Regions from separate parts of the Homo sapiens genome. Here region 1 is linked to region 2. Evidence: chromatin loops called from intact Hi-C (ENCODE). Cell type or tissue: dorsolateral prefrontal cortex. All regions are shown on one strand. Links, peaks and the distances in the headings refer to the core of each region. The heading gives the core; the rest is flanking DNA.

The links. Peaks named below come from ENCODE experiments on the same cell type or tissue, not always from the same donor. Only the 100,000 strongest peaks of a DNase experiment are listed, where the experiment ranks them.
Region 1: a loop joins it to region 2, with 4 times the contacts of the local background. A loop is called at or near these places in 6 of 110 quality-filtered maps.

What each region holds. Positions count from the first base shown.
Region 1 is chr4:41,055,862-41,064,864 of GRCh38, reverse strand. All of the region lies in intron 4 of APBB2 (amyloid beta precursor protein binding family B member 2), which reads left to right. Among named protein-coding and RNA genes, the nearest start is that of APBB2, 150 kb to the left of the region's middle. RefSeq lists an enhancer at 694-1,194. In dorsolateral prefrontal cortex, for the core only: no CTCF peak of the experiment used is centred there; DNase peaks (open chromatin) are centred at 3,718 and 4,044; H3K4me3 peaks cover 761 bases; H3K27ac peaks cover 5,003 bases.
Region 2 is chr4:40,928,568-40,937,570 of GRCh38, reverse strand. It overlaps APBB2 (amyloid beta precursor protein binding family B member 2), which reads left to right. Exons shown (of 18, transcript NM_004307.2): 8 at 2,432-2,494; 9 at 2,872-2,957; 10 at 3,055-3,115. Among named protein-coding and RNA genes, the nearest start is that of NSUN7, 180 kb to the right of the region's middle. In dorsolateral prefrontal cortex, for the core only: a CTCF peak has its summit at 3,910 (motif pointing left); DNase peaks (open chromatin) are centred at 3,660 and 3,933; H3K27ac peaks cover 5,230 bases.

The DNA of each region.
Region 1 (9,003 bases), core at 654-8,653, 130 kb before region 2:
AATTCATGGACCCAGAAGAGAGGTCCCCTGGGTATGTCTCTGTTTAATATGTATTAGGGAGGGAGTTCCTGGCTCTTACTTCTTAGCCTTCTCCAAAGGAGGAAACTCTTTCAGTTCCCTCAGGGATGACCTTCGATGTCTCACAACACTAAAGTTTTTCCAGCAGTCTTTTGGGAACTGCTATAGTTGTAGCCTTTTCCTATTTGTCGTTACCCCTGATTAACCTGGGAGAAAAATGATTCTTCCCTTTAATGATCTATGTTTATTTCTATGAAGGGCAGTGTGTCTCAGACTTACTTCTTGCTCCCTGCAGTCTTTTGGCCTTGGAGCAGCTGTATAGATATTTATTTGTTTTTGTTGCTTTCCTTTGGAACCTGTGGAATTTTGGCTCCAAGTCAGGGGAAATTTGGGGTAATTCCCCATAAGTGCTTTTGCCCCCATATCCTTTCTGTAATTATGCTTATTCATATTCATCTTTAAGTCCTATTACCTTGTGCAGCTCAGTTTTTTTCTTTATAGGAAAGTTATGGCTGGGCTCATGCCTGTAATCCCAGCAGTGGCTCAAGTCTGTAATCCCAGCATTTTGGGGCCAGGCGTGGTGGCTCACGCCTGTAATCCCAGCACTTTGGGAGGATGAGGCGGGCGGATCACAAGATCAGGAGATGGAGACCATCCTGGCTAACACAGTGAAACCCCGTCTCTACTAAAAATACAAAAAATTAGCCAGGTGTGGGGGCGGGTGCCTGTAGTCCCAGCTACTCGGGAGGCTGAGGCAGGAGGATGGCGTGAACCCGGGAAGCGGAGCTTGCAGTGAACCGAGATCGCGCCACTGCACTCCAGCCTGGGCGACACAGCACTCCAGCCTGGGCGACACAGCGAGATTCTGTCTCAAAAAAAAAAAAAAAAAAAAAAAATCCCAGCATTTTGGGAGGCTGAGGTAGGCAGATCACTTGAGCCCAGGAGTTTAAGACCAGCTTGGGCAACATGATGAAACCCTGTCTCTACAAAAAATACAAAAATTAGCCAGGTATGGTGGCATGTGCCTGTAGTCCCAGCTACTCGGGAGGCTGAGGTGGGAGGATTGCTTGAGCCCAGGAGGTACAGGTTGCAGTGAGCTGAGATTGCACCACTGCATTCCGGCGTGGGTGACAGAGCGAGACTCTGTTTCAAAAAAAGAAAAAAGAAAGCAAAGTTAGAACCACCCTCAAGCCCTCACCCAGACAATTGTTTGTAAAGTAAGTCAGACAGTTAAAAGCAGTGGCACTTTATAGCAGTAGGGAGGGATAGCTGATAATAGAATAGGGATTCGGACCAACAACCAGCATTAAAGCCAGCAGTGTTGGGGTAAACAGCTCTTCACATATTTTCAGATATTGTTAGCATCTCCAAGGGTGTTACAGATTTACTCTGAAATTATCAATTTTCATAGTGAGCATCATCAGAAAAAAGTTTACACCTGTACCCTGTATAACAGGGATCTGCATACTGTAGCCAATAGGTCAGATCCAGCCCATGCTTATTTTTATAGGAGCTGAGGGTGGTTTTTATATTTTTAAATGGTTACATTTTAAATGGTTATATAAGCACCTACATAATCTCTTTTTTGTCTCTTGGCCCTCAAAGCCTAAAATATCTGTGAGCCTGTTAAGAAAAAATTTGCCCACCCCTATGTAGAAGAAAGTTGAAGGGCATGTACTGCCATTGATCCAAGTGAAATTGTTAGTACTTGAGCATTTTTGACATACAGAAGGTTAATTTCATATGGTTCAAGCTAATATATTTTGAGAACATCGTTCTTTCACAGTGGTTAAAATGCTAACATTTGGGCTCTTGGAGTGGAAGAAGTAAATTTATCTGAAAAATTCACATATGTGGACTTGCTCCTTTTTTCATCTTAGAGAATGACACATTGGCCATCAGCTGAGTGCCTTTCCAGAGATTACCGAAGGGCCCTGAGCTGCAGAGGTGTGTGCTGTCCAGTAATTGCAAGGAAGCTCTTTATTTTCATTTGACTTGTTTCTTACTAAAAGCTCTTTAGGAGAAAACTATCTTCTCCTCACTGGGTGCCAGAAACGTGCTACCTGTGCTCAGCGTAGAGATTGCTGCCCCGAGGCCTCTGCTGAGCTTGTCACTTTGTGCCTTTTTTCTGGTGGAGGGAGAGTGAGTGACTGCTTTTCCGGGGGCACACATCTGCATAACACATTGCCTGAAATGCCCTTCCCTGGAACTAGAGTGTGGTTCGTACCCTCTCATGGTTTCCATCTCTGATTTCTTTTCCCGGTGTTGATCCCTCAGTCCAAGGCATGAACACTGTTACTTATTTTATTTGATTTGTTCTCCATTCCTCCCTTCTGCGTACTCCTTTGTAGCTTGCTTCTCCTGATCATTAAATAAGATTTGGCTGGGTGCTGTAACCCCAGCACTTCGGGAGGCCAAGGTGGGCGGATCACCGGAGGTCAGGAATTCGAGACCAGCCTGGCCAACATGGTAAAGCCCCATTTCTACTAAAAAAAAAAATACAAAAATTAGCTGGGTGTGTTTGAGGGCGCCTGTAATGCCAGCTACGAGAGAGGCTGAGGCAGGAGAATTGCTTGAACCTGGGAGGCGGAGGTTGCAGTGAGCCAGGATTGTGGCATTGCACTCCAGCCTGGGCGACAAGAGCAAAACTCAAAATAATAAATAAATAAATAAATAAATAAATAAATAAGATTTGCTTGTTGAAACCTCAAGCTGACGTTCTGCAGAGGCTACTCATAGCAGAAAGAAATGTTAACCTTAGCAGCCCTTGCTGCCCTCACATAAGGCAGGAAAGCCAATTTGACCTGGGGCCTGCTCACCAGGCCTGTGTCTGAACAGGGCCACAACTGTTCCCTGGAGAAGGGAAACGATTTCAGTAAAAAACAACAGCAACATGCCATAGTTAATAATTTTATCATCAGGTGTGGTCGGAATCATCAGTCAAGGGTCAGCAGTGCATACTGCTGTGCTCTACATTGTTTTTGAGGCTTGTATGTCAGACTGGAGTTTTAATTTTCTTTCTTTCTGTTTTGAGATTATTCTGCCTTTCCAGGCTATCTCCTTTCAGGACAGGGTGCTGCTCTTGGATGGAATGCAGAATGGCATCCATTGAGCACGAAAATAAGAAGTAAATAGCTAGAGCTGTTCTTGCCAGGCTTTTCATACAGATATTTGTGTTTATGTTAAAACTCCAGTTTTAAAATGAGTCATGTGCCACATAACAATGTTTCAATCTATGATGGACTGCATGTACAACAGTAGTCCCATAAGATTATAAGACCCTATTTCTCCTGTACCTTTTCTATGTTTAGATATGTTTAGGTGCCCAAATACTTATCATTGTATCACATTTGCCTGCGGTATTCAGTACAGTAACACGCTGTACAGGTTTGTAGCCTGGGAACACTAGGCTCTGCCATCTAGCCTAGGTGTGTAGTAGGCTGTGCCATCTAGCCTCGGTGTGTAGTAGGCTGTACCATCTAGGTTTGTGTAAGAACACTCCATGGTGATGTTTGCACAGCAATGAAATCGCCCAACGATGCATTTCTCAGAATGTATTTCTGTTGTTCAGCAACACATGACTATATTCCAGGAATTGCTAATAAAAATTGCATATTTGTTCATTTTTGTCTGTACCTATCCATTCCTTTGGATGACTGCAGCCACCACTGCAACTGCAGCTGTGAGGATCTGGACTGTTACAATAGCTTCCAGACCTTGGCCTGCAGTCTCTTTGCCTGCAAACTTAACTCATGCATAGTAGCCAAATGAATCTAACTGAGGCATGGCTCTGACCATGCCGCTTCCCTGCTGAAAATGTTTAGTGTGTCCCCACTAGTTTAAAAGGTCACCCTGGTATTTGAGTCCTTTAGGTTTCCTTTCACTGCTCCTTATTTTTATTACCCATTACTCATGATGAATGATCGTTATTGTTGTTAGTATTATTGCTATTCAGTAGACATTTATAGTAGTCTGTGTGGGCTGCTCCTGCCAGGGTACACCCTGTGCCTTTGGGTCACGTGCCTTTGCTCCTGCTGTTTCCCCTCTGGTATGTGGATCCATCTTTTGGTAACCCGCTAAAATCCTGCTTTTGCCATGGGGTGCAGCAGAGTCGTTCTCTTTCCCAGGGAGTTTTCCTGGTTTCCCTGCTGGAAGCACGTGTTCCTGCAGCTCTTAAATCTCCCTCTTGATGCTTGCTTGTGTCCTAAATTCCTTTTATATTTTGGCACATGTATATAATTTGTCTGAACTCCAGTACTATTTCCCTCCTCTCCTCTGTGAGTGAGGACACTATTATATCTACGGTAGTTGCTCCAGTATTTGTGGAGTCATCTTGGGCTAAGGGGTGGAACTGGATAATAACCATCCTCAGAGCCTGTGCCAGCCACGACTGAGGGGGAGGGAGTAATTGGAGCCTGACGCTGAATAAATGCTTAATAATATATATCGAATGGATGAATGAATGAAGTACTTGCTTAGAAACTTAGCTCAGCATTGATAAGGGGAGAAATTCTTTGCATATTACAAGTTTTTGCAAATCCTGTTTTCCAACACACATGGTTCTCTTTAGCTTTAGTTGTATTCATGGTAACTTTTTCCTGAACAACCGCTATTTACTTTTCTATTTCTAGCTCTTGGGCACAGGTTTTGCCAGTTGTGTCGACTGTCTCTTTTGGTAAATTGTTTCTTGTTTGGTGTTAAGCTTTCACTGTAAGTCTCTTCAGTAGAGGTTGTTTTATGTGGGAGTCCTGTACAACTAGGATTGTGCAAATCCCCCACTTTCTCATTTTCCTCAGTTAGTGCCCCATGGGTGTCCTGGCTTCTGGACCAGTGTTATTGTTATTATTATTATTTTATTTTTTTTTGAGACGGAGTTTTGCTGTTTGTTACATAGGCTGGAGTGGAGTGGCACGATCTTGACTCACTGCAACCTCTGCCTCCCGGTGCGGAGACCAGCTTGGTCGGGGAGACTCTAACCCAGCGGCACTAGAGGAATTAAAGACACACACACAGAAATATAGAGGTGTGAAGTGGGAAATCAGGGGTCTCACAGCCTTCAGAGCTGAGAGCCCCGAACAGAGATTTACCCACATACTTATTAACAGCAAACCAGTCATTAGCATTGTTTCTATAAATAATAAATTAACTAAAAGTATCACTTAAGGGAAATGAAGGGATGGGCCAAATTAAAGAAATAGGTTGGGCTAGTTAACTGCAGCAGGAACATGCCCTTAAGGCATAAATTGCTCATGCTATTGTTTGTGGCTTAAGAACGCCTTTAAGCGGTTTTCCGCCCTGGGCGGGCCAGGTGTTCCTTGCCCTCATTCGCGTAAACCCACAACCTTCCAGCTTGGGCGTTAGGGCCATTGTGAACATGTCACAGTGCTGCCGATATTTTGTTTATGGCCAGTCTTGGGGCCAGTTTATGGCCAGATTTTGGGGGGCTTGCCCCCAACATCCTGGGTTCAAGCAATTCTCCTGTCTCAGCCACCTGAGTAGTTGGGATTACAGGCGCCTGCCACCATGCCTGGCTAATTTTTGTATTTTTAGTAGAGATGGGTTTTCACCATGTTGGCCAGGCTGGTCTCAAACTCCTGACCTCAGGTGATCCGCCTGCCTCGGCCTCCCAAAGTGCTGGGATTATAGGCGTGAGCCACCTCGCCCAGCCTAATGTTATTGTTTTCTTGGCTTGGGGACCTGATGCTTCATGGGTGTTCTGTATTTGGATGCCATACCTCTAGGTGGGAGCCGTTTAAATTTTGATTTCTTGTTGGTGAGATATGACCCTTTGTTCTCCAGGGTTCATCAGGATCTCAGCCCCTACACACTAAGCCTGTCTCATGTTCTGATAGCCTTTTACATCTTCAGAGCTTTAACTTTCTCTCATCTGACTTTAAGTTCTATCTTTGGTTCTGGCCCAGGGATTTATTTCTTGTGATTTTGATTTTTTTCTTAGTATTTTCTTAGTTGTTAATGATCTCTCCCTCAGTTTTTCCACGTGTTTGAAACAGGCAGAGCCCTTCCCTGTCACCTCAGCTCACCATGTTGATTGGAAACTTTATTACCACCATCCTATTAAAGAATTTTAAGATATTTTTGTCACCAAATTGCAATCCCTGATTTCTGCAGAACTTTAGATGTTAAGTATTAATTCAGTGAATGGGTGCTCTGCACATCCCTCTACTGAGATGCCATGAACCTGAGTAACCACATTTTTGTAGTGTAGCATAGTCTTATCCGTGGCTACCTCCTTACTTGTAGATAACTTTCTGTGCATGTCTCAGAGTCCGTCAGTTAGATTCTAGATTTTTACATGGCATGTGAACCCAACCTGTAAAATTGGTGATCTGAGGCCTGTTGACCGCCATTATTTTCAGATACTCATAAATACAGACCTTGTTTTCACATACCTAGTACATAATCTTACATCTTGATGTTGAGACTAGTAAAGAAAGGTTACTTCTATGTATTTATCTTTCACTGAAGAAAGAAATGAAATTTCAATAGTCCAAATTAAGTCCCTTCTTTGTAACTTGCTCTTGCTTTTTTTTTTTTTAAACCTCTCTTGTAATTCGCTACTTCCAGGGTAGAGATTTGCAGTCTTATTTTGTTGTAATAAAAGAGTGTCCTTTTTGTTTGGATGCTCTGGATCTATCACTTTCCCTTTTCCAGCAAATAGAGTGGGACTAAGAAGCCCTGTGACAAGTCTTCACCAGGAGGAATCGGATGCCCTGGAAAGAAGCCTACCTGGTGTCTGCTTTTGTTGCAGAATGAGACTCTGGAAACATGCCAGAATAGTCTTTGGAGGGACTTTAGTCCTTTTTCCCTTCCCTATACTCCACATGAAGAGGATTAGGATGCTGGGGGTAGGTCAGAAAGGGTCCCATGTGTGTGAGAGGACAGGCTTTGCCCCTGAAAAAGATGAGAAGAATGTGTTGTCCTCAGGGCAGGAGGCACAGCACCTCTGCTAAAGGAAGAGCGGGGAGGAAATGCCCCAGCCAGACTTGGGAAGCTTAAGACCTATCTTCTGCGAGCAGCCTCCAGAAGGGAAAGGAGAAACACATGCAACTTTTTATGGGGCCTCATTTTGAAACCAAAGCAAAAGGACTTATTTTTCCAGGTTCTTGGACACTTGCTCATTTATGCAAACCTGAAATTGTCCTCAGGAGAAGTGAACTCTGCTGACCTTCCTTTGCACAAAAGGCCACAAAAATCCGTGCAAGATGAAACCAATAGAATTCTAAACGAATGACTTGGCATATTTATTTCAGAGTCATAAGATAGGTCAGTTTGTTGTTTGCCTCTGTAGCTTCTAGACCTTTCTGTTATGAATATATACTAAGAAAAAGAAAACAGCAACATATACTATTGAACATTGTATTTATTTTTGTTTTTGAGACGGAGTCTTACTCTTGTTGCCCAGGCTGGAGTGCAATAGCGCTATCTCGGCTCACTGTAACCTCTGCCTCCCGAATTCAAGTGATTCTCCTGCCTCAGCCTCCTGAGTAGCTGGGATTACAGGTGCCCACCACCACACCCAGCTAATTTTTGTATTTTTAGTAGAGAGGGGGTTTCACCATTTTGGCCAGGCTGGTCTTGAACTCCTGACCTGAGGTGATCTGCCCGCCTCAGCCTCCCAAAGTGCTGGGATTACAGGCTTGAGACACCGTGCCCTGCCTGAATATTTTATAGATGATGCTTTGTTAAAGGAATATCTAGACTTTTTAGTCTGTCTTTTTTGATTTTATGGAAAATACTTAAGTCCATGGGATTCCATTTGTTTTCTCCCCTGAATTCCTCCCTAGGAGTGTCCAATTTTTGGGAAAGTTGATCCCCCTCTCCCAGAGTACAAGAAAATTCCACAAAGAGCTTATGTTACATATTAGTTATTTGGAACTCAATACCAATAAATCCAACATGACTTGGCTAACTCTGGAAATCAGGCATACCTGCTGCCATCCTATCCTTGTGTCTTGGGCTTAGTTAGGGGTAAAGAGGATTCCTGTTGTTTTTGAACAAGAGATAGTAGCTTTTTGTTTTGAAATCACTGATCCTCACACCGCAGGATCCAGTTTAAGCAAGTAAGCGGGGTGCAGTTTATAAAGACGCTTCCCTTTTTTGAGGGAAAAGGTACAGTTAAGAGGAGATAGGGTGACCAGTGCCAATTAATAGGTAGAGACTGTGTTTGCTATACTCCGAATACTGTGTTGACTTCTCTGGGGTATTGAGAAGAGTTACATATTGCCCTCAATTCTTATATCTCATCTGTGGATGTGACCAAAGGTGGTAACTGTGTCATTTAGAATCAGTTTATGTGATGAAGCAGTTTAGAGGAGGGGAAGGCTGGTAAAGATGTGTGCAGTCAGTAAAGCCCAGGAGAACACAATTTCCAGATCATCTTCCTCCAACAGGACACAATGGTCTGGGGAGGAATGCAATTCAGATCAAGTTGTTGGCAGATCAGGCATGGGAATGCAGGTCTCCTGGGTGGGATTTGAAGGACACATTAAATGGTACATTACGGAGGGATCTGATGAACTGGGATCAAATGAGAAGGGCCTAGGGGAGTGCATATGCCAATAAGAACAAAGAGTATATTCTTAATAAGAAGTTACATTTATTTTACTTATTTTATTTTTTATATTTATTTATTTATTTATTTTTTTGAGATGGAGTTTAGCTCTTGTTGCCCAGGCTGGAGTGCAGTGCCGCGATCTCGGCTCACTGCAACTTCCGCTTCCCAGGTTCAAGTGCTTCTCCTGCCTCAGCCTCCCACAGGCACCTGCCACCATGCCTGGCTAATTTTTTGTATTTTTAGTAGAGACAGGGTTTCACCACATTGGCCAGGCTGGTCTTGAACTCCTGACCTCAGGTGATCCACCCACCTTGGCCTCCCAAAGTGCTGGGATTGCAGGGGTGAGCCACTGCGCCCAGCCAGAAGTTACATTTATTACCATTAAGTTATTAGCCACTTACATAGACACT
Region 2 (9,003 bases), core at 286-8,285:
TTTTGTAAAATCACTATACAGAGCCTTTGTTTATTTAAATCTGTAAAAGGTGATTGTTGGACATTTGCCATCTAACTCATGTTTCCATAACATGAGAGCTGGATTCTGACAGTCTTAATACTGTTTTTAGCTTTTGCTTTACAGATACCCTTATGTCCAAAGAGTAAATGCATTAAAAATTTTAAAAACCACACACACGCAGAGAACTGTTTTAATTAGGTACTGAAGACTTTTCTGAGTACTTGTTTTAGAAAATACTCTTCTTTTACTTTCTGTAGCCTCAACATATAGGGTCCCTTGGGGATAATTTCTGAAATTCTTTTTGTGAGGTAACTTTGTTTTTCTTGTTTCTTTATAAATTTCTCCACAAAGACACAATTATCTTGGGTCTTCCTAATTCATCATCTGATTATCCTTTTTTAAAGTTCAACTTAACAACAAATATTGCTCACATGTAAACAGTGATGACAATTTGAGGCCATATAAGCTTGTTTTCTTTTTGAAAAAGAAATTCTAGCTTAAAATTTTATTTTGTACTTGATATTTCAGGTCCTCATCTCACATCCATATTAGTAGCCCTACAGTGGTCCAAACCGAAATTGGTCACTGGCCCATCTGGAAATATGAGAAAAATTGGGCATCTTTCTCTCAGGAAAATGTACATGTACAAAACCCCGCACCCATTTCAGGGGTTCATAGCTCCTCCGAGCTAACAGGTTAAGATTGCCCTAGGTTATTAATTTTCTCTTCATAAAGACTGAACACTGCTTCTGGGGGTAGAGTGAGGGGAAAGGTAAGGGATTGGGCAACATTCCTGCCCTTTATTCATTAAGAGAAATTATTTTTTAAAAGTAAATATAGTGGTCTAAGTTCCCATTTTATTTTGAAAAGCTGCAGTTTAGGTGCCTAGACCAAAAATGAAAATGACACCACATGTGCAATAGTAATAATGGGTCTAAATTTGAAGTGTCTTTGCTCTCAGAGAGGCTTGCAGAGTTTGGTAAGTGCATGTTGCACCAGGCGCCATGGCTTACGCCTGTAATCCCAGCACTTTGGAAGGCCTAAGTGGGAGGATCACTTGAGCTCAGGAGTTCAAGACCAGCCTGGGTAGCATAATGGAACCCCCATCTCAACAAAAAAGTTTTAAAAAATTAGCCAGGTGTAGTAGCATGCACCTGAATAGTCCCAGCTACTCAGGAGGCCAAGGCAGGAGGATTGCTTGAGCCAGGAGGTCAAGGCTACAGTGAGCTGTGATTGGGCCACTGCACTCCAGCCTGGGTGACAGAGTGAGACCCTGTCTCAAAAAAATTTTTAAACAAAATAAATGCATCTTTCGACGCACAAGACATTTAAGCTTAGTTTTTTTCTGCTTTTAGTGGTTTTTAAAACTGTATCAATGTTGTGAGTAAAAGTTATGGGTCATTATTCACTTCTCATTTTCAAAGAACTTCAGTTGAAAAGTGATTTAGCTGAAAAGTTTTGATGGTTGATTTCTTATACAAACAGATTTGCCTAACCAGTCAGTAAAGCAATTCACAAGACTGTCCCTGAGTTTTATTAGCCTTGCTTGCTTATTTCCCCAAATCTTAGATGAAAAATACTTGAATATTCACTAGGCCTAGTAGAAAGAAAAGACATTTTCTCATTGTCTGAGGTGGATGGAGCAGTTGTTTAGATTTGGAAATCAGTTATTGCAAGAGCTCTCGCAACAAAGCCAGGCTTCATGCCTTGCACTATAATTACGTTTAGAAAATCATTTCATGATCAAGTATTAATTTGTGAAGAAGCTTTTGAAGCAAAAAAAAAAAAGTAGAGCTTTTATGAATTAGAGAAATTTATGTTAGACTGTTTAGAGTTGTTTTTTGTTAGGTTAAATTTCCGCCAAGTGTTGATGTCAGTCTGTGTTCTTCACTAACCCTCTCTCCCCATCATTCTCCTTTTTTTCTTTTAAGTGAAAATATCTTGACCCCCAACTTTTGGGGCCCTCAGCCATGGGCATTCCCTAGTTTCCAAACAAACACGGTACCCGTCCCTCATTCCACCCCCACCACCAGAAAACAGTTCTGTTTGGTTTATAGGGAGGAAAATGATTATTATGGAATTAGGTATGCTAGTTATTGAATACTTGGAATTATATTGTTTGCTTTTAAAATTACCTTAAGGAAATAACTTCACTGTCTGCTTCTAATAATGTTTAGTCATTTATTTGGTAAGTAATTAAAGCACCATCACTCTCCTGCCCTCGTCTTCAGGTGATAATCTAGACATAGAGGGAGTGAGCCAACAAGTTGCTGTTAGAGTTAACTTGTTCCCTAACCCATCTTGTGAATATCAATGCTAACAACAGTGTCTTGTGTTTTTTTTTTTTCTTTTCTTTTCTTTTTCTTTAAATCAATGTGCTTTTTTCCTATGTGAATAATTATATGTCTAGAAACAGCCATGGAGTGATTTTGCTGTTCTGAATGGGGGAAAGATTAATAGTGACATTTGGAAGGCAAGTATATTGTCAGATCTTAGATCATTTAATATTTTATCCTTTCTGCATGGCTGTGGCTGTATATTTTTCTTCTTTGTGAATATCATGCATTCTGCAGGGACACAGTGATCGGGCTTCTTGCTAGGGGCATTCAGCTCACACTCCTGTTGCCTTTTTTTGGTGTCTCCCATTGTGAATGCCCTAGGTTCCCCGTTGTTTTGTAAGAACAGGAGTTTGCACCAGTCAGCATTCAACAGTCCTTGCATGCCTTTCTCTGCCTAAGCTCACGTACACTCTCTGCCTCTTGCTGGGAAGACGTTTCTCCCCTTTGATATTTGAGGCAATGAATGGTCTTCTCCCCCATTGTACATTAACAAGGTTCTATTTTCCTCTAGGATTTGCATGCAGCCACTGTTAACCCGGACCCCAGTTTAAAAGAGTTTGAAGGAGCAACCCTACGCTATGCATCTTTGAAACTCAGGTAGGACATTAGTAGGATCGACCTGCTGTCAATGTATGGCTTTGTGCAGATAGTTTGCAATAGAATTCTAAGTCCACTTTTCTGTTTTTCTGCCTAGAAATGCCCCACACCCTGATGATGATGATTCTTGTAGTATCAACAGTGACCCAGAAGCCAAGGTTTGTAAAGACTTGCTTTCAGCCACCAGGTTATATTCTTAGATCCAAATAATGACTTTGGATCATTGTCCAGTTTTTACAAACCATCAACCCAGAGCCATTTAATAAGTAATTATCCCTCAATTTTCTCTTTCCTAATCTCCCTGACACTTGAAGAAAACCCCTAGGCTAAGTTAGGTTTGGGGGGATTTCTAGAACCATCAAGACTCTGCCTGTATCTCACTACGTCAGCTCTTTGCACAATGTAATAAATTACCATTATTGTTCAAATGGGTGGGCTTTAGAAGTCTTTAAAGATACACCAGGCTCTGCCTTGCAAAGCAATGGGAGAGGAAGCTAAACAGGTAGGGTGTGAGACCCCTCCCACCTACCGCCACCAGAGCAGCCTCATATCTGTGCAAGGTGAAATCTCTTTGCCATTCCTGTCATAAACACAGATTGGATAATTAGGTTTTATGATGGAAAACTGGGGGCAGTTGGGGCAAACTTGTGTCCATTTTGTTTCTGGACTTCTGGTAGGTTGCTAACAGAGCCAGCTTTCTGGGCATGTGGCCAGTGCAGCTGCACAGGCCCCACAATGAGAAGGCCCCTGTGTGTGGGGATGAATGCTTCAAGGTTGCTGTCAGGAAATTCTTAATCTTTGAATTTGTATCTTATAAGTCAAGTCCAATGGAATGTCCATGAGAGGGCTGGGCTTTGGATTGCACACAGTCCTGCCACCTCCCAGCGTCCCTGTGCGGTTCTCACCTTCTGGCCCCCCGGCATCTCAGGCCCTGCCAGACCTCCCTATCTCCCTCCCTACGTAGAGACTTCTACTGCCCTCTACCGCGGAAGAGACATGGGTGTGAGCACGGGAGGGTTGGGGTCAAGTGCACACTCCCTGGGTATCTTGGGATTGGAGCGTGGTGGTGACCAGCCCAGTCTGGGCTGGCAACACTGCTGTGTGTTCCACAGGCGACTCAGTGGGGGTGAGCCTCTTGCCTACCCGCAGTCCAGGCACCTAGCATGTCCCAACACTGATGTTGCAATACATTTATGGGCCACCCATCTGCTGTGGGTTGAGATTGTGGGGCCATGGGAAGAGAGGGTTCCTGGCTTGATTTACCCGCCCCTGATCAGTGCATGGTGCATCTGTCCAGCAGCTGATGGGAGAGGGTACCCAGAAGCCAATGGTCTGTGTGCAGGTACCAAGATATGGACAGGGCCCTGAGTGTTTGTAAGGGTTTGCACTTACAAGTATCCCCATGCCTGAGGGATTGTAACATTAAATAGCAATTAAAAAACACATTAACGGCCAGATGTGGTGCCTTACGCCTGTAATCCCAGCACTTTTGGAGGCCGAGGGCGGCGGATCACCTGAGGTCAGGAGTTCAAGCCCAGACTGGCCAACATGGTGAAACCCCGTCTCTACTAAAAATACAAAAATTAGCCAGGCTTGTTGGCACATGCCTGTAATCCCAGCTACTCAGCAGGCTGAGGCAGGAGAATCACTTGAACCCAGGAGGCAGAGGTTGCAGTGAGCTGAGATCGCGCCACTGCACTCCAGCCTGGGTGACAGAGCGAGACTCCATCTCGAAACAAAACAAAACAAAACATCTTAACAAGCCAAGAGAAAGCATACGGAAGAAAGGAAAAACTTTTATGTTTTATTATTGTTTGTAGCGTCTTCCCCCTGCTTTTTGAACGGGGCGGGGGCTTGCATTTTCGTTTTGCATTTTTCATTTACAAGTTATGCATCTGATCTTCGGTGCTAACAACCATGGAATTCCACCTTGTCTACTTCAGCACCTTCCCCTCCCCTCCCCTTCACCCTCCTGTGCCATGGAGAGAGAAAGAATCTTCCCAGATTCTTTTTTATTTGTTCTGAATCCCAAAGCAGATCTGTGTCTACAAGTAACATCGCAAATAGGTTTTCTTAGTAGCACTTAAGAGGGGAACACCATACAGGTTCAAAACCTTGACTCCTTTGCCAGAAACTGCCATATTGCCAGTTGGTTCTGTAAGTATCTTAGGGCTTGCAGTGAAATCTGTGCTGCTTCTGGTCAAGTCAGCTTTGTTCTGAGCACAGCCAGTAATATCATGGCCACTCTAGAGCCAGTGGCATTCTGAACAAGTCCTTGGGCTGCTTCTAACATTGCTGGTCTTTAAAGATAAATTTTATGGTAAGGAACGCAGGTTGTGAACAATTTGCTTTGCTACTTGATGTTTTACAAATTCTATCAGCAAAGGCTGGAAGAGGAGCAGTGAATATCTCTGTCCACCACTAAGGGCTGGGGCAGTGATGTATGTGGAGCCAGGGTGTGAAATTGACAAGAGGGAAAGCATGGAATGGAGATGGAATTGTAATAGGAATAGGAGGACTGGTTCCATTAAATCCAAGTCAGTGGGTTGGGCTTTCTCTTTTTCCCTTCCGGCTGTGTTGCTTACTGAATTCTTTATCTGCCACCTTTTTATTGCCAGCATGTCTATTTCAATGCCTGTTATGAGTCTGTTCACGTTAGTAAGGAAGCTCAGCTTTGTCTTACGTTCCTAAAGCTGTGCTTAGTTTTAAACAACAACAAAAAATACATGCATTGTATTATTCATCTGTGTCTTACTTTGTTCCATAGAAGATGTGAGGAGACTTCTAAGAACAAACACTTTAAAAAAAAAAAAAGGGCACAGAAAATATAAGAGAATAATCAGTGCATCAGTCTGGGCTGGAATAATATAGAGAGTAAGGAAAGATCAGCCTAGGGAGAATGAAAAACCTACAGCTTTTCAGATCTCAAGATTTGCACAGCTGCTAACATGGACCTGCAGGTGGGGTTTTCTGTGTGTGCCTCCTGGTGATTATTTAACCTGAGGATTTTTAGCATGAATGGAATGAATGCCTAGAAGGGCTCATCAGAATCTTGAAAGGACTTTTGCAAGCTGGTACAGTGGCTTGTGCCTGTAATCTCAGCACTTCGAGAGCCCAGGAGTTTGAGACCAGCCTAGCAACATAGCAAGACCTTGTCGCTACAAAAAAATAAAAAAATAGCTGGGTGTGGTGTCCCATGCCTGTGGTCCCAGCTACCTGGGAGACCGAGGTGGGAGGAGCCTGGGAGGTAAAGGCCGCAGTGAGCCATAATCGAGGCACTGCTGTCCATGAGAAGTCCATGAGTTCAGAGCTGACTTCAGTGAAGACACATTGGAGGAGCTTCCATCCCCTATCGGAGTCATTCCTGCCTGTTTTGTGTTGCCTGGGGGCCAGAGCCAGCACCTCAGAGGGAGGAGTGGCAAGACCTAGGCTTTCTGGATGTTCCAGTGCCTTTGTAGAATAAGTTACTCACCTTACATGACCCTTTACATTCTTGCAGTCCACCAAGAACCAAGGAACCAAGTGGTCCCCTCCCCCGAAAAATCCTGACTTTAAAAATAATATTTGGGCTGGGCACAGTGGCTCATGCCTGTAATCCCAGCAGTTTGGGAGGGTAAGGCAGGCAGATCAAGAGGTCAAGAGATCGAGACCATCTGGGCTAACACAGTGAAACCCCGTCTCTACTAAAAATACAGAAAATTAGCTGGGCATGGTGGTGGGCGCCTGTAGTCCCAGGTACTCAGGAGGCTGAGGCAGGAGAATGGTGTCAACCCTGGAGGCGGAGCTTGCAGTGAGCCGAGATTGTGCCACTGCACTCCAGCCTGGGCGACAGAGCGAGACTCCGTCTCAAAAAATAAATAAATAAATAAAAATAATATTTGATATACTATGGAATTCTAAATATAGTCTGTGAGGAATGATTACTTAAAAGTTATTATAGAAAATATCTTCCTTACTCCCTACTTAAAACTTACATGCTGAAAAAAATAAAAATTATTTTTAGACTGTCAGGATGGGGACACTTCCAAATCCTCTTCAGCTACTACTCTGAATCTGGGCACCTTAATCAGTTGTTCAGTGAAACCTCTAAATAGCAATGGCAACACAAAATCACCACACACATACACACGCATACGCGCACGCGCACGCGCGCGCGCGCGCGCGCACACACACACACACACACACACACACACTTCCCCAAAGAGCAAAGTCTTTTTCTAACTCTGAAAATGTTTTTTGAACCTACCAAAATTTTTATGCAGTAAAGTCTTTGTACTTGATAGCCATATATGTGTGTTTGTATATAATTCTGAGTCTCCTGTTTAACTTTTTATTTTGAAATAATTACAGATTTGTAGAAAAGTTGCAAATATTGAGTTCTCCTAGACCCCTTCACCTAACTTTCCCTAATATTAACTTCTTCATAATCATGGTACATCGGTCAAAACTAAGACATTAATATTGATATCATATTATTTGCTATAAACTTTATTCACATTTTCTCATTTTTTCCACTAATAACCTTAATCTGTTCCAGGACCCAGCCTAGGAGACTGTGTTGCATGTAGTGAGCTCTTGAAAAATTATTTCACATGCTCCTCTGTGTAGTCCTCGGCCTGGTCACTCCTAATTCCATGGTAATATTTCATTTAATTAATAGCACCGTAATCTGTCTAGGCACCAGTATCCATAGGAGGAGTTTTTCCCCCACTACAGAGCAGAGCTACAACTTCATAAAAATAGGTGACTTCTTTTTCTTTTAAATTATTGCTTTGGTATAGGTTGCTAAAACTGGTATTACTGGGGCAAAGGCTATCGGTTTTATTGCTTCTGTCACTTATTGCAAAATTACTTTCCAGAAAGCCTGCAGCAGCATATAATCCCATCAGTAATATCCTAGAGTACTCCTCTTTGTCCACGTATCAGTTCACTCTAGGCTTTGTCATTTGTATTTATTCATCTTAGTTTATTGTGTGTGAGCTACTACCCCCTAGTTTTAAAATTTCCCCTTATTGGCCCAGTGCGGTGGCTCACGGCCTGTAATCCCAGCACTCTGGGAGGCCACGGCGGGTGGATCACGAGGTCAGGAGATCGAGACCATCCTGGCTAACATGGTGAAACCCCATCTCTACTAAAAATACAAACAATTAGCTGGGCATGGTGGTGGGTGCCTGTAGTGCCAGCTACTTGGGAGGCTGAGGCAGGAGAATGGCATGAACCCAGGAGACAGAGCTTGCAGTGGGCTGAGATCGCATCAGCCTGGGCGACAGAGCAAGGACTCTGTCTCAAAAATAAATAAATAAATAATTTCCCCTTATTAAATTATCATAGACACAGGACATTTCCTCTGAAACTCTCTTTCTTTCCATTCCTGGCTGTTTTTTCCTCTTATTTTTCTATGCACTTTAAAAGTAAATTTTTATTCAGAAATAATTTTAGATTTACAGCAAAGTTACAAAGATAGTACAGAGTTCTCATAGCCCCTTCTCCAGATCGCCGTCATGTTGTATCCTACAGAATCACAGTACAAACAAAGAAATTAACATCAATAGAAAATTATTAATAAACACTGTATTCTGATTTTTAATAAACACTGTATTCTGATTTTACCAGTTTTTCTTCTAATGCCCTTCTCTGTTCCAGGATCTAATCTAGGATGCCATATTGCATTTTAGTCTCTATGCATGTATTCATTCGTTCGTTCATTCATTCATTCATTCGTTCATTTTGAGACGGGAGCTCACTCTGTCATCCAGGCTGGAGTGCAGTGGTGCGATCTCGGCTCACTGCAACCGCCGCCTTCTGGGTTCAAGTGACTCTCCTGCCCCTGCCTGCCGAGTAGCTGGGATTAGAGGTGTACACCACCACACCCAGCTAATTTTTTTATTTTTAGTAGAGACAGGGTTTCACCATGTTGGCCAGGCTGACCTCGAATTCTGATCTCAAGTGATCTATCCGCCTTGGCCTCTCAAAGTGCTGGGATTACAGGCATGAGCCACTGCACCTGGCCACATTTTTTTTAAAATTATTTATTTGAGACAGAGTG